Linked DNA regions of Homo sapiens: region 2 is linked to region 1. Evidence: read pairs that join two places in POLR2A ChIA-PET (ENCODE). Cell type or tissue: IMR-90. All regions are shown on one strand. Links, peaks and the distances in the headings refer to the core of each region. The heading gives the core; the rest is flanking DNA.

What was found. ChIA-PET counts read pairs that join two places held together with the same protein. Peaks named below come from ENCODE experiments on the same cell type or tissue, not always from the same donor. Only the 100,000 strongest peaks of a DNase experiment are listed, where the experiment ranks them.
Region 2: POLR2A ChIA-PET joins it to region 1 with 5 read pairs; 4 of 35 experiments call an interaction of 5 or more read pairs at or near these places.

Annotation. Positions count from the first base shown.
Region 1 is chr2:39,358,129-39,373,780 of GRCh38, forward strand. All of the region lies in intron 2 of MAP4K3 (mitogen-activated protein kinase kinase kinase kinase 3), which reads right to left. Among named protein-coding and RNA genes, the nearest start is that of MAP4K3, 71 kb to the right of the region's middle. RefSeq lists enhancers at 6,003-6,569, 6,570-7,136, 7,137-7,703 and a silencer at 11,157-11,330. In IMR-90, for the core only: no CTCF peak of the experiment used is centred there; no DNase peak of the experiment used is centred there.
Region 2 is chr2:39,499,736-39,515,387 of GRCh38, forward strand. The region is part of intron 3 of MAP4K3-DT (MAP4K3 divergent transcript); the gene reads left to right. Among named protein-coding and RNA genes, the nearest start is that of MAP4K3-DT, 70 kb to the left of the region's middle. RefSeq lists an enhancer at 12,373-12,667 and a silencer at 15,591-15,652. In IMR-90, for the core only: no CTCF peak of the experiment used is centred there; a DNase peak (open chromatin) is centred at 8,706; H3K27ac peaks cover 1,596 bases.

The DNA.
Region 1 (15,652 bases), core at 5,030-9,029:
CAATAAACTCTGTGTATTGTTTAAGCCACTTCAGCTGGGGTTTCTGTTACAGATAACTATAAGCATCATAACTTCTACAGTGATCTTTGTATTGAGCACTTTTATTATATTACACTGATGTCTGCATGTCTTTGCCTTCACTAGAATACAAAGTCCTCTAGGATAGCATTATGTCTTCATCATCTTTGTACCCCTAGTACCAAAGATGTGATCAATAAAGAACTGTTGACTGAATCAATCTACAGCACCACATAATTCCTTTCTATGATGACTGTAAATCCAGAATATCAGCTTTTGGTTTAATTTCATCCAATTGTTAGCATGTTTTATATAATTAATTGCCTACATATTATTCCTTTTATTTCTAATAGAATGTATTAGTGGCTTTAGGTTTTCAACTGCAGCCTTCCCATGAAATACTACTGATCCAAAGTGTATCATTTTGTACTATTAAGTCAACTCTATGTGATTGTGAGAATGGTCAAATTAAATTCAACATTTTTGTGGGAAAAAAATTCAAAGAAAAATTCCACATACTCGATTTTTAAAGGTAAATAAAAAATGTAGATTTGGGTAAGAAAAAAGTAGAGTTTAATACATTAATAATCCAAAGGATTTAAAGAACTTTGTTCAAGGCTCATGAGAAATACATTATAAAGATAGGCCTCCTATCACGAGTAGAGCAGCAGAGGGTAACTGCCCCCATGATTCAATTACCTCCCACTGGGTCCTCCCACAACCCATGGGGATTATGGGAACTACAATTCAAGATGAGACATGCGTGGTGACACAACCAAACTACATCATTCCACTCCTGGCCCCTCCCAAATCTCATGTCCTCACATTTCAAGTCACAATCATGTCTTTCCAACAGTCCCCCAAAGTCTTAGTTCACTCCAGCATCAACCCAAAAGTCCAAGTCCAAAGTCTCATCTGAGACAAGGCAAGTCCCTTCTACCTATGAGCCTGTAAAATCAAAAGCAAGTGAGTTACTCTCTAGATACAGTGGTGGTACAGGCATTGGGTAAATACAGCTGTTCCAATGGGAGAAACTGGCCAAAACAAAGGGACTACAGGCCCCTTGCAAGTCTGAAATCCAACAGGATAGTCATTAAATCTTAAAGTTTAATGACTACCAACAGGGTAGTCATTAAATCTTAAAGTTCCAAAATGACCTCTTTTGACTCCATGTCTCACATCCAGGTCATGCTGATAACAAGAGGTGGACTCCCATGGCCTTGGGCAGCTCCAACCCTGTAGCTTTGCAGGGTACAGCTCCCCTCCTGGCTGCTTTCACAGGCTGGTATTAAGTGTCTCCAGCTTTTCCAGGCACACAGTGCAAGCTGTCAGTGGATCTACCATTCTGAGATCCAGAGGACAGTGACCACCTTCTCACAGTTCCACTAGGCAGTGCTGCAGTGGGAACTCTGTGTGGGGGCTCCAACCCCATGTTTCCCTTCTGCACTGCCCTAGCAGAACCACGAGGGCTCCACCCTTGCAGCAAACTTCTGTCTGGACATCCAGGTATTTCCATATATCCTTGGAAATCTAGCCAGAGGTTCTCAAACCTCAGTTCTTGGTTTCTGTGCACCTGTGAGCTCAATACCACGTGGAAGCTGCCAGGCTTGGGGCTTGCACCCTCTGAGGCAATGGCCTGAGCTATACGTTGGCCCCTTTTAGCCACGGCTGGAGCGGCTAGGATGCAGAGCACCAAGTCCCTAGGCTGCACACAGCAGGGGGAGCCCTGGGCCTGGCCCACAGTACCATTTTTTCCTCCTAAGCCTCCAGGGCTGTGATGGGAGGGGTTGCTGCAAAAGTCTCTGAAATGCCCTGGAGACATGTTCCCCTTGTCTTAGTGATTAACATTTGGCTCCTTGTTACTTATGTAAATTTCTGCAGCAGGTTTGAATTTCTCCTGAGGAAAATGAGGTTTTCTTTTCTATCGCATTGTTGGGCTGCAAATTTTCCAAACTTTTATGCTCTGCTTCCTCTTGAACGCTTGGCTCCTTAGAAATTTCTTCCACCAGATACCCTAATCATCTCTCTCAAGTTCAAAGCTCCATAGATCTCTAGGGCAGGGGCAAAATGCCGCCACTCTCTTTGCTAAAGCCTAACAAGAGTCACTTCTGCTCTAGTTCCCAACAGGTTCCTCATCTCCATCTGACAGCACCTCAGTCTGGACTTTATTGTCCATATCACTATCAGCATTTTGATCAAAGCCATTCAACATGTTTCTAGAAAGTTCCAAATGTTCCCACATCTTTCTGTCTTCTGAGCCCTACAAGTCTCTCGGAACTTCCAAACTTTTCCACATTTTCTTTTCTTCTTCTGAGCCCTCCAAACTGTTCCAACCTCTGCCTGTTACCCAATTCCAAAGTTGCTTCCAGATTTTCAGGTATCTTTACAGCAGCACCCCACTCCTGGTACCAATTTACTGTACTAGTCCATTCTCGTGCTGCTAATAAAGACCTACCAAAGACTGGGTAATTTATAAAGGAAAAGGGTTTAACTGACTCACAGTGTGGCATGGCTGGGGAGGGCTCAGTAAACTTACAATCATGGCAGAGGGGGAAGCAAACACATCCTTCTTCACATGGTGGCAGGTGGAAGAAGTATGGGCAAAAGGGGGAAAAGCCACTTATAAAACCATCAGATCTCATGAGAACTCACTATCACGAGAACAGCAGCAGGGGGTAACTGCCCCCCATGATGCAATTACCTCCCACAAAGTCCCTCCCATAACATGTGGGGATTATGGGAATGACTCAAAATGAGATTTGGGTGGGAACACAGCTAAACTATATCAACAATCAAAACAATAACAGCTTAAAGATGAACCCTGAAAAGGTCCCTTATTTCTGTCACATTAAGTCCATACTTTGCTGCTGGCCTTGTCTACATATCTAGCACAGTGTCACTATTAAGGATATGCACTTTGAAATCAGAATATCTAATTATAAAACTTGGTTTCACAACTTACTAGTTGTATCATCTCAGGCAAATCTGTCTGTCTCTGCCTCCCGTTTCTCTTCTGTTTCTTTCTTTCTCTCTGTTTCCCTCTCTCTCCCACACCCTTTTGTCTCTACATTATAGCAATTATATCACGTTTTATGTAATAATATGATATTATAATAATATACATTATAGCAACTACCCATAGTCACAATTCTATGCCCCCTTACTCTATTTTTCCCCATGTACCACACTTAACATATTATATGTTTACTTATATGTGTGTTTCCCTAGCACATTAGACTCTTTCAATATAAATGAATTAATGAATTATTCTAAAGGTAATAACCAATTGAAACCCAAAAGAAAAAAAAATAAGGCGGTATAAACAGTAGAAATACAAAATTTTCATTATTTACTATATATGACTGTGCTCTTGGACAACAAACACTTGAAAAAAAGGCAGAAACAATTTTTTAAAATCCTTCAATAACATATTAGAATATGTCAAATTAAATTGTGTACCTAAGAATAAGCTTTAAAACCCATAGGCTCCATACAAAGTTTAAACTTGCTTTTAAAATCTTTAAAATGATTATTTAAACATTATTTAAACTACATTTTATTTAAATATTAAATATTTAATTTAATATTATTAAATTATCATTTAAAACAGAATCTGCTCTGTTGTTAGTTTTCATGTTAAATAGCTGTTTGATACTGCAAGTAATTATTTCATTATAATGACATCTGTCAAGATGCTTCTGGAAAACCATGTTAGCTTATGAGAGTCATGAAGATGTTAAACATGTAGAAGACAGAAATAAAGATGACAAAAGGAAAATAAGAAAACAAAGTATTCTGTGAGATAAAAGACCTGAAAAAAACAAAAGACACTTCCCTTCTGAATAGAAGAACTTACTATGGTAAAGACAGCAAGTACCTTATGAATTAATAACTGTATTAATGTAATTCCAATAAAAATGCCAGTTGAATCCTGAAAAAATTATACTTAAATTCACCTGAAAAAAATAAACATGAAGGAACAGTTTTCTACTAGATATTATTTTGAAATAAGTAGCTCTTATTTAGAATTGATACATCTGGAATAATTCTCATCCTTCTGATTCTTTATCCTGGATCATGTTAAATGTCCTTTGGCCAGAAACAAGAAAAAGAAATAAAAGACATCCAAAGTGAAAAGGAAAAAGTAACATTATATTTGCTGGAAGATGACATGACATTGCATATAGAAAGCTCTAAAGATTCCACAAAAAAACTGTTAGCACTAATAAACAAATTCAGCAAAGTTGCAGGATACAAAGTCAAATGCATTTATATACACTAACAACAATCTGAAAAGGAAATTAAGAAAATAATCCCAATTGCAACAGCATCAAAAAGAATACCTAGTAATAGACTTAACCAAGGAGGAGGAAGACCTGTACTCTGAAAATTACAAAACGTTTAATTAGAAAAATAAATGTAAAGACATGCCATGTTTATGGACTGAAAGAGCATTGTTAAAATGTTCGTACTACCCAATGCGATCTACAAATTCAATGTAATCTGGAGAACAAACAGCAACTTTTTTCTTTCAGAAATAGAAAAAACAATCCTAAAATTTAGATAGAACCACAAAGAACGCCAAATAGCCAAAACAATCTTGAGAAAAAAGAATAAAAGCTGGAGGTCTCACACTCCTGGTTTCAAAACATATTACAAAGCTACAGCAATCAAACAATATGGCACTGGCATAAAGACAGACATATAGACCAACGGAATAGAGAAAAGAAAACCCAAAATAAACACATGCATATAAGGTCAAATCCTCTTTCACAAGGATGCCAAGACTATGCAATGGGATAAAACAGTATTCAACAAAGGTGCTGGGAAAAACTGGATGGCAGCATGCAAAAGAATGACATTGGACGTTATCCTACATACACAAAAAATTCAGCTTTAATTTATTAAATACTTGAATATTAATTAAATACTTAAATGCAAGGCCTGAAACCATAAAACTCTTATAGAAAAACACAGGCCAAAACATTCATAATATTAGTCTTGGCAATTATTACTTGGATATGACATTAAAAGCACAGGCAACAAAAGCAAAAACAGACAACTGAAATTCCACCACTAAAAAGCTTCCGCACAGCACAAGAAACAGAATTAAAAGACTACCTATGGAATGTAAGAAAATATTTGCAAACCATATATCTGATGAGGGGTTACTAGGCACTCCTACAATGCAACAGCAAAACAAAACCCACCAAATAACTGGATTCAAAAACGAGCAAAGGGCTCGGCGCAGTGGCTCATGCCTGTTATCCCAGCACTTTTGGAGGCCGAGGTGGGTGGATCACCTGAGGTCAGGAGTTTGAGACCAGCCTGGCCAACATGGCAAAGCCCAGACTCCACTAAAAATACAAAAAATTAGCTGGGCATAGTGGCAGGTGTCTGTAATCCCAGGTACTTTGGAGACTGAGGTGGGAGAATTGCTTGAACCCAGGAGGTGGAGGTTGCAGTGAGCCAAGACTGTGCCACTGCACTCTAGCTTGGGCAATAGAGTGAGACTCTGTCTCAAAAAAAAAAAAAAAAAAAAAGAGCTATGGTTGAATGGGTGATGGATATATGAAATAGCTTGATTTGATCATTTCACAACATACATATGCATCAGAATACCATGTTGTAAACTGTAAACAAACAGTATACAATTTTTGTCATTTATACAGTAATCATACTGGGGATTTTTTTTTTAAGAGCAAAGGACTTGAACAGAAATTTCTCAAAAAAAGATATACAAATGGCCAACAGATCTATATCAAAAGATGCCCAACATTACTGTCTTCAGGGAAATGCAAATCAAAAACATAATGTCACTTCTCACCTGTTCAGATAGCCATTATAAAAAAAAAAAAAAAAAAGAAGACAATAGCAAGTGTTGTCCAGGATATGAATACCCCCGTCCACTGTTGATGGGAATGTAAAATGGTGTAGCCACTATGGAAAACAGTACAGAAGTTCCTCTAAATATTAAAAATAGAAATGCAATATGATCCAGCAATCTCACTTGTGGGTATATACCCCAAAGAACTGAAATTAGAATCTCAAAGAGACATTTGCACTCCAGGAAGCAGAATGGTCATGGCCAGAGACTGGGGGAAGTAAGAATTAGGAGTTGCTGTTCAATGTGTAAAGAATTTCAGTCACACAAGATGAAAATATTCTAGAGCATAATGTATAACATAATGGTTATAGTTAACAATACTGTACTAAATATTTAAATTTGTTAAGAGAATAGGTATCATGTGACGTGTTTTTACCACCATTGATAAAAAGAGACAAACTCTAAAATATTTGAAGAGATTTATTTTGAGCCAAATATGAATGACCAGTGGTCTGTAATACAGCTCCAAGAGATCCTGAGAACATGTGCCCAAAGTGGTTGGTTTTACACATTTTAAGGAGACATAAGACATCAATCAAAACGTGTAAGGTGGGCCAGGTGCGGTGGCTTACGCCTGTAATGCCAGCACTTTGGAAGTCCAAGGTGGGTGGATCACCTGAGGCCAGGAGTACGAGACCAGCCTGGCCAACATGGTGAAACCCCATCTTTACTAAAAATACAAAAATTAGCCAGGCGTGATGGCATATGCCTATAATCCCAGCTACTTGGGAGGCTGAAGCAGGAGAATTGCATAAACCCAGGAGGCAGAGCTTGCAGTGAGCCAGGATGGTGCCCCTGCACCAGCCTGGGCAACAGAGAGAAACTCTGTCTCAAAAAAAAAAAAAAAAAAAGATAATGGGTAGCAGAGACCAAGGTTTTATCATGCAGATGAAGCCTCCAGGTAGCAGACTTCAGAGCTTTTGTCAGACCTATGAAGTGCCAGACTCAGTTAATTCTCTCCTGGATCAGGAAAAAGACCTGGAAAGGAAAAATGAATCCTCTATAGAATACAGATTTCCCCCACAAGAGACGGCTTTGCAGGACCATTTCAAAATATATCAAAGAAATATACTTGGGATAAAATACTTCTATTTCTTTCAGGGCCTGCTATCTGTCATGTGATGCTATACTAGAGTCAGGCTGGAATTCTGTGTCTTATTGCTATAAAAAGTCTGTTCACTAGTCTTAAGATCTCTATTTAAATGTTAATGTTGGTCAGCTGAGCTTGAATTCCAAAGGGAGGAGGGTATAATGAGGATGTCGGAGTCTCATTATGATGGTAACATCATGGCCTGAACTAGTTTTTCAGGTTAACTTTGGAATGCCCTTGGCTGAGGAGAGCCTCCATCAGTCGGTTGGGGGGCTTAGAATTTTATTTTTGGGTTACGCCATAGTAATTTTTTTTTTTTTTTTTTTTTTTTTGAGACGGAGTCTCGCTCTGTCGCCCAGGCCGGACTGCGGACTGCAGTGGCGCAATCTCGGCTCACTGCAAGCTCCGCTTCCCGGGTTCACGCCATTCTCCTGCCTCAGCCTCCCGAGTAGCTGGGACTACAGGCGCCCGCCACCGCGCCCGGCTAATTTTTTGTATTTTTAGTAGAGACGGGGTTTCACCTTGTTAGCCAGGATGGTCTCGATCTCCTGACCTCATGATCCACCCGCCTCGGCCTCCCAAAGTGCTGGGATTACAGGCGTGAGCCACCGCGCCCGGCCCATAGTAATTTTTAAAATGTCCTATAGCCAAGAGAAAAATGTAAGCTTAGACTACGAAAAATCAACAAGGTTTCTCATGCCATTGTTATGGGTATTTCACTCTCAAATCTTCCCATTTCCATTCTATTTTAAACACAGAGAAGTGAGAACACACATCTACGTTACATGTAAAAGTGTTTTAAAGTCAATTTCAAATTAACTTTTAATTTCATGTGTGGTGTCATTCAAAATACATAATTTCTAAACTCCATTTCATATGGTAGAAACAATAAATGAAATTAACAGTACTTCAGTTGTTCGTGAAAGGAGTCAAACTCTGTAAAATATTTGAAGAGATTTATTCTGAGCCAAATATGAGTGACCAATGGCCCATGAAAGAGTCCTCAGGAGACCTGAGAACATATGCCCAAGGTGGTCAGGGTACAGCCTAGTTTTATACATTTTAGGAAGACCTGAGGCATCAATCAAATACATTTAAGATTTACATTGGTTTGATCTAGAAGGGTGGGACAGCTTGAAGCAGGGTGGTGGGGTGGGGGTGGAGGTGGTGGCTTCCAGGTTAGAGGGAGATTTTAAAAATTTTCTGATTGGCAATTGGTTTAGAGTTATCATCAATAGAAAGGAATGTCTGGGTTCTGATAAGGGGTTGCGGAGACCAAGGTTTTATCATGCAGATGAAACCTCCAGGTAGTAGGCGTCTCTTCAGACGTAAATGTTTCAGACGAAATTTCAGACGAAGAAATGTTTCTCTTGAGATGTAAGATCTGTACTGATGTTAATACCAGTCAGCTTTCCCTGAATTCAGAAAGGGAAGAGGGCGTAGTTCCACCTCTGCTTCCATCATGGCCTGAATTTTTCAGGGTAACTTCGGAATGCCTTTGGCCCAGTGGAGGGGTTCGTTTAGATGGTTGGGAGGCCTTGGAACTTTATTTTTTGGTTTACACAGTAATCTATGGCTAACATTCCAACTTCTCTTAAGTTGTCAATTACTGTGTCAAACTACTGGAGTACCAGGAAATACTCTGAAACACTATATTAAATTATCAGGGTATCTTGAAACCCACTGGCTAATCTTTAAAAAGATAAGAAATTGGCTTAAGTAATTACAACATAAAATTAGAAAAAACTTTTCTAAAACCACAGAAGCAGCACCCAACTTTGAATTTTTGAAGAAATATTAAAGCCCTGATCAATAACACAGAAATACAAAGGAAGTATCTAATAATCCTATTGATTCCTACTTATTTCAAAACAAATGAAAAAATGATTAAAACAGCAATATTTGTATTTTTTTCAGAAATGAGAATGAAGAAAACAACCCTTCAAATACTTCACCTGATAAAAATAACTTAGAGTCTATTTATTTGTTTGGCTGTATTTTAGTAAGTGTTCTTGATTAATGTTTAAGATAAGTATCACTTACATTTACATACATTGTTACTGAATGGCCTTTGAACTTGGGTTCCACAAAGCCAAGTAGAAATTCCCTTGCTCAAACTATCTAAACAAAAAAAGAAGCCAGGCACAGTGGCTCACACCTGTAGTCCCAGAACTTTAGGAAGCTGAGGCAGGTGGACTGCTTCAGCCCAGGAGTTTCAGACTAGCCTGGGCAACATGGTGAGACCTCATCTGTAGAAAAATTAAAAATAAGCTGGGTATGGTGGTGTGAGCCTGTAGTCGCAGCTACTTGGGAGGCTTAAATGGGAGGACTGACTGAGCCTGGGTGGTTGAGGCTGCAGTGAGCTGTCACTGTGCCACTGCACTCCAGCCTGGGTGACAGTATGAGACTCTATCTAAAAAAACAAAAAAAGAAAAGGAAAAGGAAAAAGAAAAGAAAGAAACCATGGCCCTGGCTCCCTAAAAAAAAAGTCTTACTCTAGAGCTGGGCATGGTGTTGGAAGCCTGTAGTCCCAGATATTTGGGGGACTGAGGTGAGAGTTTGATCCAACCTGGGCAACATAGTGAGACCTCAACTTTAAGATAAAAAGAAAAAATGTCTACCCTAATGCTGTGTTTCCCAACTCTGTTTTCCTAATGCCTCTCCCCAAGAAATTTTAATACCACAGATATTCTGCATGTTTATGTATTATGCATATATACATACATATATCTGTGCTTTGTACATAAAAAGAATTAAGATTTTTTTCATCCCAAAGAACCAGTTCCACTCCTTTCTTATTTTAAAGGAATATTTGAGAAAACATTCTCTAGTGCAAATGGATTGTGTCCAGGTAGTCAGGGAAGGAGGGCTTAACTTGAGCTTCCTGACCTATAAACCTGTTTGGTCTCCTTTTCTTACCTGGATCCAGCTCTTTTGAGAGCCAGGTTTACCCGAGTGGTTCTGATGGAAGGCCCAAAATAAGGAAGGTACCCGTAACTCAGGACTGAATTTCTAGTGAAAATCCTCTGGAGTATATCGCGCCCCCTGCCTACTAAAAATTATGGCAGCAACCCTACAGTTTCTATATGTAAAGTAAGTATTATAGTAGACTCAAAAAATGTTTCTGGAGTAAGGACAGAAAAAGGAAAAATAGAGCACGGTGTAGATTTTAAGGGAAGTGAAGAATACAATGGGCAAAAAATTTTCTGTTTTTATCATGCCCACCAACAAGAACAATGACATATTGTTTAAAATAGTTTTAGCTGGACACAGTGGCTCATGTTTGTAATCTCAGAACATTGGGAGGCCAAGGCAGGACAATCACTTGAGGCCAGGAGTTTGAGACCAGCTTGGGCAACACAACGAGACCCAGTCTCTACAAAAAAAACTAAAAAATTAGCTGGGTGTGGTGATGCACACCTGTTAATACCAACCAGTAGTGAGGCTGAGGCAGGAGGATCGCTTGAGCCCAGGAGTTGGGGCTGCAGTGAGCTATGATCACATCACTATACTCCAGCCTGGGTGACAGGGTGAGATCCTGTCTCTAAAAGAAAAAGAAAAAAAAAATCCCAAAAAAGAAAAAAAGTTAAATAAAATAGTTCTAATTTTGGACGTTTTTAATTTCTCAACTTTCTGTTCTCTCACCAGATCTGATTTAAAGATAATTTTTTTTAGCAGCTCCTGATCTGTTCTTGAGGTTACATAGGCATAAACCACAGCTGTATAAAACTCATGAAAATGAGTTTCTAAAATCAAAACAACAAACCTATTCTTCCCATAAACTCAATTTTTACATATATCGTACCTCTCCCTTATCCCTTGTAACCTATCAATCACGTTTTAAGTTCTATCCACCCTAAAATCTCATGCAGTCACCCCTTCCTTCCCTCTGCACATAACTCAAGCATGGCTGTCACAACAGTAACATGTCTTCTCACCAGCAGGGCTTCTCTCCCATCTGCCTGTGTACACTGAATCTGCCTACAGTTATACTCTGACCATGTTACTAACCTGTAAAAACAAACGAAATCCCACTGTTTTACAGGGTAAAATCTAAACCTTTGGGCTAGTTTTTTTTTTTGTTTTTTTTGAGATGCAGTTTTGCTCTGTCACCCAGGCTAGAGTGCAGTGGTGTGATCTTGGCTCACTGCAACCTCCGTCTCCCAGGTTCAAGTGATTCTCCTGCCTCAGCCTCTCAAGTAGCTGGGAATACAGGTGCGAGCCACCAAGCCAGGCTGATCGTGAACTCCTGACCTCAGCTGATCTGCCCGCCTCGGCCTCCCAAAGTGCTGGGATTACAGGCGTGAGCTACTGGGCCTGGCTGCTTTGGGCTAGTATTTAAGGCTTTCCATAAACTATCATCAGTTTTCCACTTCTTATTTCCCACCATGCTCACATAGAGCATACTACTCTAGACAAATCAAACTACTACTTCCAAACAGGCCTAGTACTTTCATACTACCTTTGCTTTTATACTATCCTCATGTGGAATACCCTCCATTCTCTTATTCTACTAGCAAAATCCTAGCCAGTCTTGAAGGCTCATCTGAAGTTTTACTTCCTTATCCCAAGGGAAGTGGAACTCACAGCTTCTATGGAACCCACCAAATATAAGTTAGGCTACATCAGCCACTCTGCACTATGTGTATTCTTTCACACAGCATCCTACCTAGATATTCCCAACCCAGAGTATTTCGGAGTAAATAGTCAAAGGCGGATCTTCAGTGACCCATGAATTAAGTCTTTCTAGTCACAGCCATCACCGTTCCTTACTGCCAGCACCACCACCTACATATGCACACACACTCTGCTCAATGGGTTCTCCGTAGTTAGGCTGCTACTTACATAAACATTCTAGTTTTCACATTGGATAACAAGTTACTGGAAGGCAGGAACCATATCTCCGTATCTTCCTTCTAACTAAATTAAGTACTAAATAAACATCCTTGAAGCCAAATCACTGGTCATAAACAGAGGACTGAGAATAAGAAATACACTGCAGATAAACAAAACAAAAAGTCCTTTGTCAGTTGCTTTTTTATTTTGGAGCATTATTACCTTTCAATGTGTAAATATTCAATCTCTCCAGCTCAGTCAGCCTCAAGTCATAGTATGATTCTAATAAATTTAAGAGTGACTAAGCTATCCATGATTAACCTTTGAAGAATAATTATCATGAATGATGTAACAACTACTCTATTCATGATGGCGATAAACACAAGGCAGCACTGAATAAGCACATGGTGGCAAGGGATCCACAAAAACACTCAAGGGAGATGGGAAAAGGCACCAGATAAATCATATCCCCAATGTTTCGCCACTCTATGATGAAAGATAAGGAGGCAGAAAGCACCTCTACTACCTCTCAGGAAAGAAAAAACTAATGTCAAAGGCTGGCAGGAGAGAATATTCCATAACATTTAACTTTGGAGGTCCATGAAAAAATAGTGGAATAAGGTCTTATTGGTACTTTTTTGCACTTTTAAAATTTAGCTTTACAATTTAACGCATGTTGCTCTCACGGAAACAAAGCATAATACCCTATTTTCTCACTACAAGTTTCTCTGTTTATCAACCTCAGTAGTTTTCATTGTGTTGGAAAAGGAATGAGTTTCCCCATTTAGAAGAGTTTTTCCTATGAGTTGCTACCTAATGAATCACTGTTATCTATCTGCATTTGTATCATATTATAATAACTAGTGCTGCAAACAATACCACAAATGAGTATAAGTAACTTTTAAATTCTGACTTTAAATCACAAAAAGATTCCAGATCTATAACTTATTTATATAATAACACCTTATCAGAACTTGAAAATAAAGCCCCAAAGAATATATATATAAATTCTATTCTACTAGCAAGCTCTGCCATAGCTCTCATCTTGATCCATTTTTAATTTTTTTTTCCCAAATAAGTCTCAAGAATTGGCAGTGTTCTAGCCGGATCAGCCACAGACCACAGGAACAAACCCGTCATCTGACAAATTCAGGTTTACTGACCCATTGCAATGAGGAAAACTACACGCCAGAGAAATCTTAGGGCATCTCACCAAAAGAAAAGATAAGAGTTTTTGTAATATTTTGAATAAAATGGAAGTGAGGTGAAATTTAAATGAAGTGGTGTTTTGATAGGCTTAGAGCAAAGGAGAGCTGTATGTAAAGGGGCAGACTTCAGGATTGGATTATAAAATGAACCCAAGGTTCTTTGTCCTTATAAGCAACAAAGTTACGATGGATGTGAACACTGTCTCTTACCTGAAGCTCTGCCATCTGGGATGTAAATCAAGACTGCTTCTCTATGTCAAAGTGACTTAGGTTCTCCAGGAAAGAGTGGAATGTTTAACTCTTGCCAATACACGTTGAATTTCCCTAATTCAAAAATCTGATATACACAATGCTCCAAAATCCACAACTTTTTGAGCACTGATGTGATGCAAATGAACTAAATTCTGCAATCAAAAAACAGAGTGGCTGAATGGATAAGAAAATAAGGCCCAATGATCTGTTGCCTACAAGAAACACATTTCACCTATGAAGATACACAGACTAAAATAAAGGGATGGAAAAAGATATTCCACGCCAATGGAAACAAGAAAAGAACAGGAGTAGCTATATCAGAAAAAAAAGATTTCAAAATAGAAACTGTTAAGAAGAGCTAAGAAGGTCACTACATATATATCCTCTCTCTCTATATATATATATGTATATATATACGTATACATACACACACATCTATCTATATACATCCTCTTGCTGAATTGATCCCTTTATACATATAATATATATTACATATATTTATATATTAAATTTTTGTAGAGCATTCAGACAAGAGCAAGAAATAAACGAGCATCCAAATTGCAAAGGAAGCAGTCAAATTATCCTTGTTTGCAGATTATATGATCTTATATTTGGAAAAATCTAAAGACTCCACCAAAAAACTATTAAACTGATAAATTCAGTAAAGCTGCAGGACACAAAATAAATATTCAAAAAGTAGTATCATTTTTGTATGCCAAAAGTGAACAATCTGAAAAAGAAATCAAGAAAGAAATTCCATTTACAATAGCTACAAATAAAATAAAATAAAACACCTAGGAATTAACCAAAAAAATGAAAGATCTCTACAATGAAAACATAAAACATTGATGTAAGAAATTGAAGAAGTCACCAAAAAAAAATGGAAAGATATTCCATGTTCATGGACTGGAAGAATCAATATTGTTAAAATGTCCATACTACCCAAAAGAATCTAAGGATTTAATGCAATTCCTATCAAAATATGAATGACATTCTTCACAAAAATAGAAAAAATTATCCTAAAATTTTTAGGGACCCACAGAAGACCTAAAATAGCCAAAGCTATCCTAAGGAAAAAAAAAAAAAGAAACTGTAGGAATCACATTACCTGACTTCAAATTATACTACAGAGCTATGGTAACCAAAACAGCATGCTGCTGGAAAAACAGATACATAGATCAGTGAACAGAATGGAGAACCCAGAAATAAATCCAGACATGTACAGTGAATGCATTTTCAACAAAGATACCAAGAACATACACTGGGGAAAGGACAGTCTCTTCAATAAGTGGTGCTGAGAAAACTGGATATCCATAAGCAGAAGACTGAAACTAGACCCCCTTCCTCTTACCATATACAAAAATCAAATTAAAATGGATTAAAGACATAAATCTAAGACCTCAAACTATGGAAATACTACAAGAAAACATTGGGGAAAATCTCCATGACACTGGTGTGGGCAAAGATTTCTTGAGCAATATCCTACAGGCACTAGCAACCAAGCAAAAATGGACAAATGGGATCACATCAAATTAAAAAGCTTCTGCATAGCAAAACAAATAATCAACAAAGAGAAGAGACAACCCCATGAATGGCAGAAAATATCTGCAAACTACTCATCTGACAAGGGATTAACAACCAGATTATATAAGGAGCTCAAACAACTCCACTGGGGAAAAAAACCCTAATTCAATTTAAAAATGGGCAAAAGATCTGAACAGACATTTCTTCAAAGACATAAAAATGGCAAACAGGTATATGAAAAGGTGCTCAACATCACTGATCATCAGAGAAATGCAAATCAAAACTATACCATGAGATATTATCTCCCCTTATTCAAAATGCCTTTTATCAAAAAGATAGGCAATAAATGCTGGTGAGAATGTGGAGAAAAGGGAACCCTCCTACACTGTCAGTAGGAATGTAAATTAACACAACTACTATGGAGAACAGTTTGGAGGTTCCTCGAAAAACTAAAAATAGAACTACCATACAATCATGCAATTCCACTCCTAGATACATACTCAAAAGAAAGGAAATGAGTATATCAAAGAGAGATCTGCACTCCCATGTTTACTGCAGCACTATTCACAATAACCAAGATTTGGAAGCAACCTAAGTGTCCATCAACAGATGAATGAAGAAAGAAATGTGATACATACGTACAATGGAGTACTATTCAGCCATTAAAAGGAATGAGATCCTGCCATTTGCAACAACATGGGTGGAACTGGAAGTCATTATGTTAAGTGATATAAACCAGGCACAGAAAGACAAACATCACATGTTCTCATTTATCTGTGGGAGCTAAAACTCAAAACAATTGAACTTAAGGAGATAGAGAGTAGAAGCATGGTTACC
Region 2 (15,652 bases), core at 7,041-11,040, 140 kb after region 1:
CGTGTGTGGGTGTGGCGTGAAATCTTCCTGTGTCTTATGAGGTCATTCGTGATTGCATTTTTTAGGGTCCACCCAAATAGTCCAGACAAGCTCCCCATTTTAAGAGTCTTAACTTACTCTTATCTACAAAGACCCCCCCTTTTCTTTCCCAATAAAGATAATTTTTACGGGTTCCAGGAAAATAACCTGGTATCTTTGGGAGGGCCATTTTTCAGCCTACCACAATATCCACCTTAGTAGCCCCTTGTGTATACAGATACCGTGTACCGTGTAACCTCTTTAACAAACTACAGTCTTTTTTTTTTTTTTTTTTTTGAGACGGAGTCTTGCTCTGTTGCCCAGGCTGGAGTGCCACAACCTCCACCTCCTGGGTTCAAGCAATTCTCCTGCCTCAGCCTCCCGAGTAGCTGGGACTACAGGCGCATGCCACCACACCCAGCTAATTTTTTGTATTTTTAGTAGAGACGGGGTTTCTCAGTGTTAGCCAGGACAGTCTTGATCTTCTGACCTTGTGATCCACTCCCCTCAACCTCCCAAAGTGCTGGGATTACGGGCGAGAGCCACCACACCCAGCCACAAACTACAGTCTTAATGATAAAGAGCAAAGAGCAAAGTCTTCATTCTAATGATAGTGGCAGCTCTTTCTTATTGCCTACTTATTTCCTATGCACCAGGCAAAGTGCTTACTGTATCATCTCATTATTACTCCTTCCCAAACCAATAAATACATGCTCAAATGTCATAAATGCTCTTTTTGGAACACAGGTATCAAAACTGATATGTCATGATATACATTCCCTGCTTCCCTCCACCTCAAAGCCATTCCCTGGGGCTGCTCATAAAGTTGTTCCAGGGGCTCCTATTTATGTAGCCTACTTTTCCTATCCTTGTTTCATAGTTTCCAACCCTGTCCTTTAGTTACCCTTAGCGAGCTTATCTTAACACCAACACAAGCCTTGTTTAAAGGGAATGTGGAAAGTATATCTATTGGCTGGGAATGACTTCTCTGGTATGCAAAGTCCCTAGCCGAGTGAATTGAAGGCTCTGGGCCAAGGTCAGTTCCTGGGTAAAACCATAACTGGCAATATCATCCCTCGAAAGGTGGTTTGGAGGGGGCTGTGAACCACGCCTGTCGGTGATTAGCCTGTAATTATCTATCCTGTTTCTGGTTAACCTGATTTCCAGGGGTTCTCTCCTGATCTACTTGCTTAGCTCACTATTTAATTTCTACAACTTACACTAGAGGAAGGGAAAGATAAGGGAACTAATATTTGGTGATTGCCCACTCTGTGTTAGGCTCTCCGCCGTGGGAGTTTTACATATTGGACTAAGGATGACATAAAATCCAAGAACATTTTCTGGGGTTATTCTTTGTAGCTGCAGTTAATAATCTGGTAGAACTGTTTTAGAGATGTGATATAGTAAGTTGATCAGGTTTGGGTAGCACATCCATATTTCTGTTAAAATTTCCAGTTGCGCATAAAAGCTGGTTGAATCTGGACTATATGGTAGCCAGTGTTTTACAAAGGAATTCAGGTCACATTTGCTTAGTTTTAGAAATGCTCTATAGGCCCTGTGTGATTTTTTTTTCGTGCAAGCAGAAAATGAATTCCTAGAAACTGGACAAAGTCAGCAGTAGCAGGTTAAGGGCACAGTTGGGAAAAATGGTCTTGACTTCATTACTCTGGCTGAAAGGTACCTAATCTTTCAGAGCCTCAGTTCCTTCCTTCCTTCCTTCCTTCCTTCTTTATCTCTCTGTCTCTCTCCTCTCTCTCTCTTTCTCCCCCCCCCCCTTTTTTTTTTTAAGAGATGGAGTCTTGCTATGTTGCCCAGGCTAGAGTGCAGTGACTATTCATAGGTGCGACCATAGTGAACTCCAGCTTTGAACTCCTGGGCTGAAGCAATCCTCCTGCCTTAGCCTCCCAAGTAGCTGGGACTACAGGTGTACATCACTGTGCCTGGTGGTTCATTCCTTCCTTCCTTACTTCCTTCATTCCTTCCTTCCTTTCTCTTTTTTTTTTTTTTTTTTTTTTGAGGCAAAGTTTCACTGTTGTTGCCCAGGCTGGAGTGCAATGGTGCAATGTCAGCTCACTGCAACCTCCGCCTCCTGGGTTCAAGCAATTATCCTGCCTCAGCCTCCCAAGTAGCTGGGACTACAGGCACTTGACACCACACCCAGCAAATTTTTATATTTTTAGTAGAGACGGGGTTTCACCATGTTGGCCAGGCTGGTCTTGAACTCCTGACCTCAGGTGATATACCCACCTTGGCCTCCCGAACTGCTGGGATTATAGGCATGAGCCACTGTGCCTGGCAGGTAGTTTCTTTATCTGTAAAATTGTGATAATAATTTTTACTTTTCAGGGTTTTTGGAAGGATTAAAAATGAATTGAGGTATATAAAATGCCTAGCATATGCTAAGCATTCAATAAGTGGTAGCTATCATTGTCAATATTAGCAGCTTTGCTATAGAGTGAATGTTTGTGTCCTCCCAAATTCATATATTGAAATCTTACACCCCACAGTGATAGGATAGTGGGGTCTTTGGGAGGTCATTAGTTCACCTCATAGGTGAAGCTCTTATGATTGAGATTAGTGCCCTTATAAAAGAGACCCTAGAGAGCTAGCTTGCCCCTTCTTCCATGTAAGGTGATAGTGAGAGGTTGGTATCTGCAACCTGAAAGAGGGCCCTCACCAGAACTCAACCACTGGCACCCTCATGTTGGACTTCCAGCCTCCAGAACTGTGAGAAATAAATTTCCATTGTTTATAAGCAACCCAGTTTGTGGCATTCTGTTATAGCAGCCTGAATGGACTAAGACGAGCTCAAAATGAACAAATACACTAGCAGTGAATTTCAGACAAAGCACCATCTTGCTGTAGTCACTTAAATAATGCAAGTAATTAGTGGCTTCCATTCTTCTTTTTTCCACTTCCGCAGTGCATTGGCAATACCAATACCTTTTTCTCCTCTGGGAAGGATTCCCTGGCCAGGTCCCTGCCCTTTCCCTCCTTGGGAGCCTCAAGACCTTCAATTGCTTAAGAGCAAGGAGGATATCTTCTTTTTGCATCTTTATTTCCTATCATAATTCCTAGAACTTGAAAGGGGCACTAACCATTCTTATTGAATTGGAGTAAAGTTCTAACTTTTAAAAATGAAAACAAAATATGTGATTCAATATTTATTCGACTCCAATCTTCCCTCATACGAAAGGAGATCAACAGTATGGCTCTGCTTTTTGTCTTTCTTCTTAAACCTTGATTACTTTGGCTTTTGGTTGGCTCTCAGGACAGAGAAAGGCAATGCTCGATTTTTGTGACTTTAGACCCCCTTCCCCCCGCAAAAGACTAATTACTGACATAATGGATTTTGTTTTTTATTTCGTCATTCTGTGACTCAGACTAGGGAGGCTTTTTAGCTAATTGAATGGAGAGTGACTTTAGCCTACTATCAAAACTACAAGGTAACATTTGAGGGCATTGAACTAAATCCTTTATGTGCATAATGTTATTTCATCTTTCCTACAGCCTTATGAAGTAGGTGTTATTAATATGTCTATGTTATATTTAAGGATACTGAGGATCAGAGAGTAACTGGACCAGGGTGTCATACTAGGATTAGGATTGAGCCTGCGTCTATGAGACTTTGAAGTCTGGCTTTTGAGTACCATACTATACTATATCTAGACTTTTTTTTTTGTTTGTTTTTAAAGAGATGGGGTGTTACTCTGTCACCCAGGCTGGAGTGCAGTGGTGCAATCATGCACAGCTCATTGCAGCTTCGACCTCCCCAGGCTCAAGTGATTCTCCCACCTCAGCCCTCTTGAGTAGCTGGGACTACAGGTGTATGCCACCACACACCTGGCTAATTTTTGTACTTTTTGTAGAGATGGGGTTTTGCCATGTTGCCTGGGCTGGTCTTGAACTCCTGAGTTCAAGCAATCTGCCCACCTGGGCTTCCCAAAGTGCTGGGATTACAGTTGTGAGCCACAGCACCTGGCCCAGACTCAAATGTTTTTTTAAACTGAATTAAGAAAATGATTCCAAGAAAGAAAAGGTAATTCAGTCTTTCACTAAATGCTAATTGAGCACCTGCTAGAATTCTGTGGCGGTGCTAGATTACTCTCTTAAAAAAAAAAAAAAAAAAAAAAAAAAAGAAAGAAAGAGGCCAGGTGTGGTGGCTCACACCTGTAATCCCAGCACTTTGGAAGGCTGAGGCAGGTGGATCACCTGAAGTCAGGAGTTTGAGACCAGCCTGACCAACATGATGAAACCCTGTCTCTACTAAAAATACAAAATCAGCTGGGTGTGGTGGCACATGCCTGTAATCCCAGTTACTCGGGAGGCTGAGGCAAGAGAATCGCTTGAACCTGGGAGGCAGAGATTGCAGTCAGCTGAGATCACATCATTGCACTCCAGCATGGTCAACAAGAGTGAATCTCTTGTCTCAAAAGAAAAAAAAAAAGGAAAATGGCAGAGCAGGGTATAGATGAGGGTGAGTGAAGCAATGGACCTAAGGTGCACTGTTCAAGGAGGCACTCACTCTCAGGTGACCTTGCACTTGAATGACCTGCAATCCCCGAAGCCGAAGCTGTGTGCCTCACTTGCCTCACCCTGGTCCCAGCCCTGCCTTTTGCCCTTGGGGCGTTCAGTGTTTAGCAAGGATCCCATATCAGTATGGGTCAGACCCGAAGAGAGAAACCACACAGTGATTTGAACAGGGAGTTTTAATATAGGGAATTATTAACCAGTAGTCTATTGTTTAGAAACCAACAAGGACACAGAGGGAGAGAATACGACAAGCCAAGCCATGGAGTTTTGACCTTCAGGACAAAGTGAGGACTTTGTTTTTCCCTTACGGCTGTGCCTGAGAGAGCATGACTTCCCCTATTTATTAGCAACATTAGACCGCAGCATTTCCTTTCAGATCACCCCAAGCATTTAGGCTATTTCAGGAATCTAAATAACATCTCAGTCAAACTAACATTCCGAGAGAGAAATGTTTTAATATATCTTTTCCCAGAGTAGCCTTTAGGTCTCGGAGTGGGTGCAAACAGGCTGGGTGATGGTCGATATATTTGAAGATTCATGGGAATCCAGAAGTTTTGGCAGAGGTACATATGAATCTCAAGGAAAAATTAAATATAATTTGATATAATGCAAACTGCACAGTAGAATTTGAATGCAGGACAAATCACAACAGCTGTTTGTCATCTCACTGAAACAGCAGTAACAGGATTGCTTAAACAAATTCCGTTCCTTTCTAGAATGTTCAGAGTATTTAATATTTGCATAATGATTAATCTCCTGCTCCAGAGGAAATTCCCAAAGGAAGAGACAACTCAGAAGCACTTTAAATTGCAACACCACGGCACCACGGCAAAGAGATAAGAGGGAGCATGCCAAATCCCTAGTTTTGGGGCTACTCTCTCAGGAGAATTGTAAATAATGGTGGTCACCTTGCTGAATATTAAACCAAGAACAGGATGGCTAAGAGGACACATTCCCAAACACTGGGACAAAGCATACTAACTGGGCCAAAGGTACACCACCAATTAAGGGATTACATCATGCCCGTATTATGGGGTGGTAGATCTTAAATATTTCAAGTTTTATTCTGTTCTTTGAAAAGGCTAAATTCTTATTCTTGGTGCCGTACAAACCCACCCAAACCTATCCCCACCCACCCATCCAAGGAAAGTTCTGAATATATATATATTTTTTCATACAGGGTCAGTTGTTTATTTGCTGTGATTTGGGGGCCTCTGAGAAGCTTTTGGCTGCAGAAAGGGCAGCAGACTTGAAGTGTACCCCTAGGCTTCAGTAGGAGTTTGCCTGGATCAATGGGCTTTAACCTGGCTGTACTTTAGAATCACCTGGGGAACTTTACAATACCCTGGCCCGTAACAAAAACTCCCAGCCTCGTATGGTGGCTAATGCCTTTGGGAGGCTGAGGCACTTTGGGAGGCTGAGGCGAGAGAGTTGCTTGAGCCCGAGTTTGAGACCAGCTTGGGCAATGTAGTGAGACCCCCATCTCTATAAAAAGAAAAAAACAAGAAAACCCCACAAATTATTAAACACTAAACACTCTCTCCTTCCTCTCCCTTTTTTGCACTTTTGGGTTTCAGGCTGTTTTTCAGAAGGCTCTTAAAGTCTGGCCTCTGAATGTGATAAAGACATCAATTGGCCAGGCATGGTGACTCACACCTGTAATCCCAGCAGCACTTTGAGAGGCCAAGGCGGGCAGATGACTTGAGGTCAGGAATTCGAGACCAGCCTGGGCAACATGGTGAAACCCCCATCTCTACTAAAAATACAAAAATTAGCTGGGTGTGGTGGTGGGTGCCTGTAATCCCAGCTACTCGGGAGGCTGAGGCAGGAGAATCGCTTGAACTCAGGAGGCAGAGGTCTCAGTGAGCCGACATGGTGCTCCTGCCCTCCACCCTGGCTGACAGAGCAAGACTTTATCTCAAAAAATAAATAAATGAAAATAAAAAAAATCTATCAGTATCATTTAGTCACAGCTTGTCAAATAACTTTCTGCCTCTGCTCTGAAAGGGTATTTTATAAAAGAAGTTAAAAATTTTATATGGATATTGACATTCTCATTGCTGAGGGGTTAGTATAGTCATTTGTAATGACTAAACATATTATTCAGTTATAATGACTAAACATATCTCATGACTCTGTTCTGAAACCTAGTACTAAATACATAGTTAATGAATAATATTCATTAACCATGGCCGTCGTAAATATTCATCTAATGCCTGTCTTCATTTGAGGGTTAGTAACATGTTAAGGATATTTGTGGAGAGAATGAAAGTGATAAATTCTATCTATATTTACTCTTATTTAAAAAAAGCAAATTCATTTTTTAGAATACTCTTTGATAAAATCCTTTAACAAAAGGAAATTTCCTTTTAAAAAAGTCTTCTGTCTTTGAGTTAATACTCTTACACAAAGACAGTTTACTAATGTTTTGCTTGTTAAATGGCCAGTTGATGGACAGTGTAAACAATCCAATTCAACGAAGAGTAATACAAAGCAGTGTTCTAAAACGTTAAACTGATGCCTTCCTAATAGTACTTTGGAGTTATTTTTCTAATGAAAAGAGGTAGCAGTAATTCACTGCCACCCTTTCCTGGTCTTCTTGATCAACAACCCATCTTAAAGGTTGTTGGATGGAGTTGGTATATAGTCTGTGAATAGAATGGAGCAGGGACTGGTAACCTTTTTCTTCAAAGGGCCAAATAGTAAATATTTTAGGCTTTACTACTCAACTCTGGTATTGCGATACTAAAGCAGCCCTAGAAAATATGTAAATGAATGGGTGTGACTGTGTTCCAAAAAACTTTATTTTCAAAAACAGGCGGCAGACTGAGTTTGGCTTGCGGGCCATAACTCACCCACTTCTGGAATACAGCAAACCCCATAGGGTGGTAAATTGGCTCTGAAGTTGCAATGGAAGTACAATCTAGGATTAGGAAGAAGCCAATGGGTGCCAGGGTTCTCTATGAGCAGGTGGCTCCACTATGATGGGAAAAGTCATGAGAAAGAATTAATAATAATGAGTGGTAATAGCAATGGCTAATGTTTACTGATAATTTGCTATATAACTTGGGTTAAATACATGTTTTATCTCATATAATCTTTACAATAACCTTGAGGTAGGTATTAACCTACTCCTATTTTGTAGATGAGAAAATTGGGGCATGGAGAGGTTACATACAATTCCCAAAGTCACACAGTTAGTAAGTGTCATGGCTGAGATGTGAATTCAGATAGACTGACTTTAGAGACTGCTCCTCTAAGGATGCATTACTACATCCCCCCAGAGGACAGAGCCACATCCAAAGTCATCACAGCTGGGATGGAATAGAAGGGTCTCTATATAGACACTGTATAGATTCTAGGGTTTCTGTTCTGGTTCTAGGGGTTCACCATGCTGCAGATGGGCCAGGAATTGTGCCCTGGGATATGTACTGGGGGAGACAGTTCTCCATAGGTCTCTCATATTTCTTCATGTTTTCAAGCAGAAGCATTGATAGCATTTTCCAAACATGTTTGCATATTGGAAAGCAGCCTTGGAAGACAGAGGTAGTATCTCCCTCTGGAACAGAGAGGGTTTGCTTGCTGCATAGTATAATAAAGATGATGCCTCTTTTTGGGGCAAAGTTGAGCAAGTTTATTTGTAGCTCATTATAAATTATTGGAGTTATTCGGCCATGATGGAATCCATTGTGTGTGCTACTGGGCTACTCTGTTACCCTCTTGGACCTTGGGGGGCAAGAACTAATATGAACATAAATCTCACATTGCTTGCTGTGCTGAGTGAAACAAAGTCCTTTGCCTTTGGCCCAGGAGTCTCATGTCTTCTGCCAGTATCCTGAATCTGTGGCAGGCTAACTTGTTTTGTGCAAGCAGGGTAAAATGTCAGTTCTTGACATACACAGGAGGCACAGTAGATCCTAATGGCTGGTCTGAGGAGGAAAGCTGTTCACTCTTGGCTTGGTTTTGTGTCTTTTTAAATTATGGATGAATGAGGCCTGTGCTGAAGCCGGGGAGAGGCAAACCTCTACAAGCACCCGTAGCTCTTGATTACATAACTGGCAGAGTGCTATGGTCTTCTGAGAAGTTTTAAAACTGACCATATGGAGTTAAAGATGTACAATTGATTGGTTGGAATGATTTTCAATGAACCATAGCTGTAACATAAATATTACATTCCAGCTGTCTAATGTAGTGGTTCCCAGAGCTGCTCATTAGATCACATGGTAACATTAAAATAACAACGATAAAACAACAGATTCCTGAGCACCGCCTCATATGTGATAAATCAGAATATCTGGGGGAGAGGCTCAGAAATCAATATTTTACAGATTTCCCAGATTATTTAGATGCAGGCAGTCCCTGCACTGTTCTAATGATAAAGATTGAATTCTATCACAGACAAGTCCTGCTTCTCTGTACCTAAATTTTTTCATTTGTTACACAAAAAGCTACTCTAGAGCTGTGCTGTTCAATATGGTGGCAACTAGTCACAGGTGGCTATTTGAAATACAATTTATCAAAATTAAATTTAAAATTCATTTCCTCAGTTCCATTAGCCACATTTCAAATATTTAATAACCACATGTGACTACTGGCTACAGTATCATATAGCACAGATGAAGAACATGCCCATCATCATAGAAAATTCCATTGAATAGAGCTGCTCTAGAATATCTTATTACACCAGAAAGGAAGGATGCTATCAAAGATGACTGAGGTTGTACCAAAAAGACTAGTAGCTAGCATAAATAAGCTTCCATTGGCCAAAGATGGGATAATTTGAGCACTAATTAGAATAATAACTGCAATGGATTTAAATACATCAAATATATTTAAACTCGTGGTTCATAATCATACTAAAATAATATTTATTGGTGACTTTTGGAGGATGCCAGGGAATGAAGTCACTATCTGAAAACTGGAAAATAAAGGGTTATCAAGCATTTAATCAGTACTGTTCATAAAGGAAAGCCTGGATAAATGCTTGAGATGGACAGAGTTGCCTATCAGAAAGCTCATTAGCAGGTCCTACAGAATGGGAGCACTGCTTGCCCTTTGCCATGCCCAGTTCAATAACATACCCTTGTACTGATTTTTCTTCCTCTCTTTTGTCATTTCCCATATCCTGCACTTCTATTCTCTGGGATCCTTAAATAAATTACTGCCTGCAAATCTCTATCTCAGGCTCTGCTTTTGGGGGTGAGGAACTCTGGCTAGGACAGCATTCTACTTCAAATTCTTGAAAGGGAATCCAACCCCACCTGGGTATAGATTTGGTTGCTTGGTTCAGACTTCTATTCCTCGTCCAATCTCTTGTGAGAGGCTGTTTCTTCCAGAGGTATAGTCGGAACTTCTTAAAGTTGAAGAAGTAGAAGGGAGAGAGAGTTATGGGGTCAAAACTGAATGCAAACCTGCATTGGAAAAAGATTCCCCAGGTGATTTTATGTATATTAAAGTCAAAGAACTCTACTTTAGAGGGTGTAATAATTATCTGGCTCAGGAACATTTTAAAAATAGACAAGATGTTGAGTCCAAAGGTCAACGGGAAGCACGTTTGGGGGAAGAGGAACACACATTGTTACATGGGGGGTTGGAAGAGGAAAAGCAAGATTGAATGTATGTGAAACCTTTAAATCCACAGAGGAAAATGGATAATATGCAACATATGGTGCATGGTATAATAGCCTAATACACAGAATGTACACTATGTGTACCTAGGTTATTGTATTCTGTACCATAAACCTCAAAAAATGTTCGAGCAGGAAGGTATCCAGCCCTCCAAATCAATAGAAAGCTGCCTCCACATCCCTGTAGATATGGAACAGCTTCTTACTGAATGACTGTTAAATACTGAACCCAAGGCTGGGGCTGGGGCTGGGGTGTGTGTGTCCGTGAGGGAGGCAGAACCAATTTTGGCAATTCACCACTTCCCACCCAGCACTTTGGGCTTCTCTGTTCCCATCCCCAGACTTCTAACATTGTCCGCCTCAGTACACGGCCTCTTCCTCCCATGCAAAAACTCTCAGTCACAGGCAGGATGTACTGGGAGCTGTTTAACAACTGGCTCTCCAGAAAAAAAACAGAAAGCTCTGATTTGCAGCATTTTCCAATTTCTAAGGCATAAACACTCCCATCGCGGCTGATTGTAAATTACTGAACACAGAGTTGGGAGGTGGTATAAACTGGCCCCTGCTCACCACTGGGAATAAGTGGAAGAAAGCAAGGGGGGAAATAAATGGTGGAAAGACACTGTAGAGGGGTTTAAGACCTTCCCAGAAGTGAGGGAAAGGAAATCAACGTAGTGATGACCTGGAGTCATTCCTTTAACTTCAGTTACTATGATTCGGAAACATTGGTTATCTGCCTCTTCACGTCAAATGGGACTCTGCAGAGGCTTGCCTTGCTTCTTTGGCTCCGTGTGGCATATTTGGCCATCTTATTCAATCTATGGCCTCTTAGCTTCAATGTTCCTGAGAATGTCCTTATATTGTGGCTTTTTTTTTTTTTTTTTTTTTTTTTAGATGGAGTTTCGCTCTTTGTTGCCCAGGCTGGAGTGCAATGGCACAAACTCAGCTCACCACAACCTCCACCTCCCAGGTTCAAGTGATTCTCCTGCTTCAGCCTCCCGAGTAGCTGGGATTACAGGCATGCGCCACCATGCCTGGCTAATTTTGTATTTTTAATGGAGACAGGGTTTCTCCACGTTGGTCAGGCTGGTCTCAAACTCCTGACCTCAGGTGATCCGCCCGCCTCAGCCTCCCAAAGTGCTGGGATTACAGGCGTGAGCCACCATGTCTGGCCTACATTGTGGCTTTAAAAGAGTCAGAAACTCAGCTGGAGAAAAGGTTTTAGGACAGCAAGAGTGCCTTGTATTGTGTTGTGATAGAAACCTCTTCCATAAACATTATCTAGGCCCTGGAATGCCCACACCCACCTTTCATGGGCATGTCACACCCCTTCTTCCCTGCCTGAATGCTCCTGACCCCCATCTGGCCTCCTCAGGTGTTAGACACCCTGCTTCGCTGGCCACAATTCAAGCCCTCACCTGGTTTCCTTGGACTTCATCTGAGAGCTACCTGTCTTTCCTGAGAGAGCTCCAGCTGGCACAGAACCCCTTCCCTTGGGGATACTGGCAAATACATATCCAACTTGCCATAGGCACTGGCAGGAAGCTCAGACCTGTCCTCCTGCCCACAAGCACTGCCTTGAAGGCTCATGCTGGCTCTCTGAGCGCCTGATCCAGTGGCCTGGGTCCTCTGGTCACCTCCCAAGCTGCAGACCATTGATTTCGTTTGCAGCTCTGGGCCAGCGGAACCCCCCGTTCTCATCCTTCCCAACAAAGCACACACTTGAATTTCCCATAACTGCTCTGGTTGCTCACTTTTTGCTTTTTCTTGGAAAGCATCCAGGACGGGAATCTAGCTTAGTACAAAGAGCCTAAATTAATGCTTCTTAGCCTGCACAAAAAAATAATTTTTTGTTATCTTCTCTTTGTTGTCTAATCTGATCCAAGGTGACTTGCAGGAAAGAAATGCTTCCACTAGCAAGTTAAAAGTGTTCATTTTTGCAATCCTAATAGCTGTTTGAAATATAACAGCTTGTTTAGTCCTCTCCCCAGATGAATGTACCTTCATCTTTAGATTTATGATTTGGTTTTTATCTCTTCTGAAAATAGAGACAGATGTACTGGAAGTTCCCTTATCTCTGCCTCTCAGAACTGGGGCCTCTTTTCTGAGTTTTACTTGTCTTCTAGACACCCAAAGCAGCCACTAGTTAGGTTTATTCTTCTTAATTCTCATTTTCTCTCCATATGTTTTCTTCTCTGAGCCCATAAACACATCACCACTCTTCTTTACAAAGGCAGGGCCCCTTACATGATTTAGAACATTCTACATACTGACAGAGCCCTCCAGGTGGCTCAGCTAACTCACCACAGCTTTTATGTCTTTCCAGGTTAGGGAAGGCATTAGGGCCAGAGGTCAGCATGCCCTTCCTGCCAACAGACAGCCTTGCTCCACCCCACTGAGTGTTCTGTTTGGAGTGAAGGCCAAAGGTCTCTGGACTAAAAAAAAATGCCTTTAATTCAAGCCCAAGTTATAAAAGAAAGAATTCCAGCTTCTGCTGTCAGGCCTGCGAGGCTGGCCAAGCTGGAGCATCCTTGACCTTTCTTTTTTCCTTCAGCCGTCCAATGAATTTGTGTCCAATTCGTCCTCCAACCCTCCACAGACAGTTGCATTCTATGATGCCTCTGGTGATTTGGAAGGCGGCCGAGCTAGGCACAAAAATAGGAGCGCCTGAGGCGAGAGATTCTTCCAAGGTTCTTGGTTGTCAGAAAGATGAACATCACCACATGGTTCTAAAAGAAGAGATGAAAGGGATTAACATTGTAAGCAGTTGTGAGATTAGACTCTCCAAGTCACTAGGCTCCAGATGAAGCAGGAGGCATAGCAGAGAAAATCCTGTGCTGGTATCGGTAAAATTATGAGCAAGGTTTTAGAGGATTCATCAGAGGAAGGCTAAGTTGAATGGGCACTAATGAGCTGATGACTCAAATCTAGGAAGGAATAAGATCATAACAACCAAAGCTCTGCATGAAGGTGGGTGCTGTATAATTGTCACATCTACTAGAGACAGGCACTGGTCCCCAAGATGAGACTGGCTGGCCCCTTACCCAGTGAACAAGTTATCAAATACTTAACTAAAATAAGAACTGTGAATATGCCCAGAAGGATTCTTTGCGCATGCACTTAAATATGTTACTCTCCCTATCTTTTATTAAGGCCCTTGTTTGGAGAAGGGACTGAACTAGATGTGCGCATGTCTTAAAAATGCTTACGAATCTTGAGCCTGGTATAACGTAAACACTCAGAAAACACTTTATTGTTTACAGTATAGTAGGACTCATCCCGTCGTGGGGAGCTATGGCAGTGGCCTTGAAAAGAGTGGGTATTAGTACACAAATGTTCAGAATGTCCCACAGTACTACATAGTGCCCAGTTCATGGATGAGCTGCCACTCTGCTGGGACAGGCTTCATCTGTTTATTTCAAATGTATAAATGTTGGGTGTTCTCTTGGTCTTAAAAGGGGTTAGATGTAGCACAGGGCATTTATATTGTCATGAAATCAGTCTGAGAGTGTTGGATGGGGGCATTAATATATGAAATCAGGGAAATAGCTTTTCCCTCATCCTCTTCATCTCCAAGAATATCTTTCTGAGATATTCTCTATTGTTCTGCCCAGTGCAGTTAGGTCTTACTTAGTTTGCCTTGTAAGGTCATTTCAGATTTTAATCGCTCTCCCCATAGGAAGTTTTTCCTGCTGTTCTGCCTGAGTTGCCTTCTGCTTAGTTTTAGTCCATTATGTCTGTAAAGAGAGGGAGGGTTTTATGGGGCAAAAGGCCCAATCATCGTGGGAAGAATGAATCATTCCAAGAACAGTGAGATGGGCTGGAAAGAGAAGGCAGCGAAGGGGCAGGAAGTTGTGGGTGGAATGGGTTACTGAGAACAGCACCAAAACAGTCTGTCTTCTCTCTCCATTACTCCCACTAGGGGGTGCCCAGCATCCCAGAATAATCACTATTGTTAGGAAGTTGAAGTTTGATGTGTCATCTCCTAATAGAAGGGCACTGGTTTCTCCCTGAGGGTTTTCTATATCTCTGCCCTGAGTTGAGAAGAGATCTCTGTGTGTGTATGTGTATGTGTATTGTGTGTGCATATTTGTTTGTGTGTATGTGCTTGTGTATGTGTGGGTTAGAATCAGTAAGTGCACAAATGCCTCTTAAGCATTCATTTAGAGATTCTCAATTCATGGAAATCCTTAGGGATACACTGAGTTTTCCAGGACCCAGCTGACTTGATCTTGAAGTCAGTGGCTGGAGTAGTTGTGGGCCAGAAACATCCTCCTCAGCCCAGGAGAAGTGGCAGCTGATGTATTTTAATTACTGGGAGTCAAGAAGTTGTAGGGATAAGAAATGAGTTCAGCTGAGCGATCAGCTGGAGGTCAGGGATGGAGGAAAGACCCAGGGTGTGTGAGATTCTGAAGTAGAGTGGTGAACAGGTGTGGGATGGATGTCAGGGAGAGGTGAGGGTATCTGGAGGGTTTCCAAACAGCCAGGCCTTCAGGATGGCCACAGCAAAACTTCCAGTTCTGAATGGTTTTGTGGAAAGAACATGGCACCTGGATCTTGGAAGACATGAACTGAAATTTCAGTTCAAGCATTCTATAGCCATGAGACCTGGGGGAATTGGGGCAAGTTATTTCACATCTTTGATCTTCAATTCTCTCATCTTCAAAAGGAGACTAATGATACTAGGGTTAAGTGAGAATTTAAAAAATAATGCATATAATGCACTACATAAATAGAATCTTCTTCCTTTCCCTTTCTCCTACTTGGAAATGGCTGAGAGCAAAGATGCAGTTCTTGCATCCCATGACCACAGAGTTCTAGGACTGCAGCCCTGGGCAAGAGGTTCCACCTTGGCTGCTGGAGTTTTCTGCAACGAAGAACTTCAGTGAGTGTTCAGGGCATGCCTGCAGAACCCTGGTCCTTCTGTTTGGACCAGTGCTCCAAATCTGTAGGCCTTTGGGCCGTAATTTAGAAGCTATTTCTAAATTTTTGAAGGTCTTCTGTCTAGTCCTGAGGCCTTTAGTCTCAGAGAATTAAATTGTCTTACCCAGGGTCGGTCATACAGACTGCCAAAGCCTGGCCTGGCATCCAGGTGCAATGTTCATCTGTGTTACCAGTTCCTCCATGCTAACCTGACAATGACTCACAATTCCTTATAGCACAGTGTTCCAAAGTCTGAGCCACAGACCACCTGTACTAGTAGCAGCCGGTGGGCTTGATAAAAATGCAGATTCCTGGCTCCCTGACAGTCCCGTGCTATCAGATTCTGTAAAGTTTAAAAGTAATGATTTATAAATTTCCCAGACCCGGGTTATACTTTTATATGGAAACATAATGCCTGAATCTGACAGAGCGCTTTTTCATGGAGGAAAGTTGGGACTCTTGGGCAGACTTCCTGTTGCTTTCGTACTCTACAGGTGTTCCTGACCCTGGTATGTATACAGCCATCTCCGCCCTACCTACTTACTTCCTTC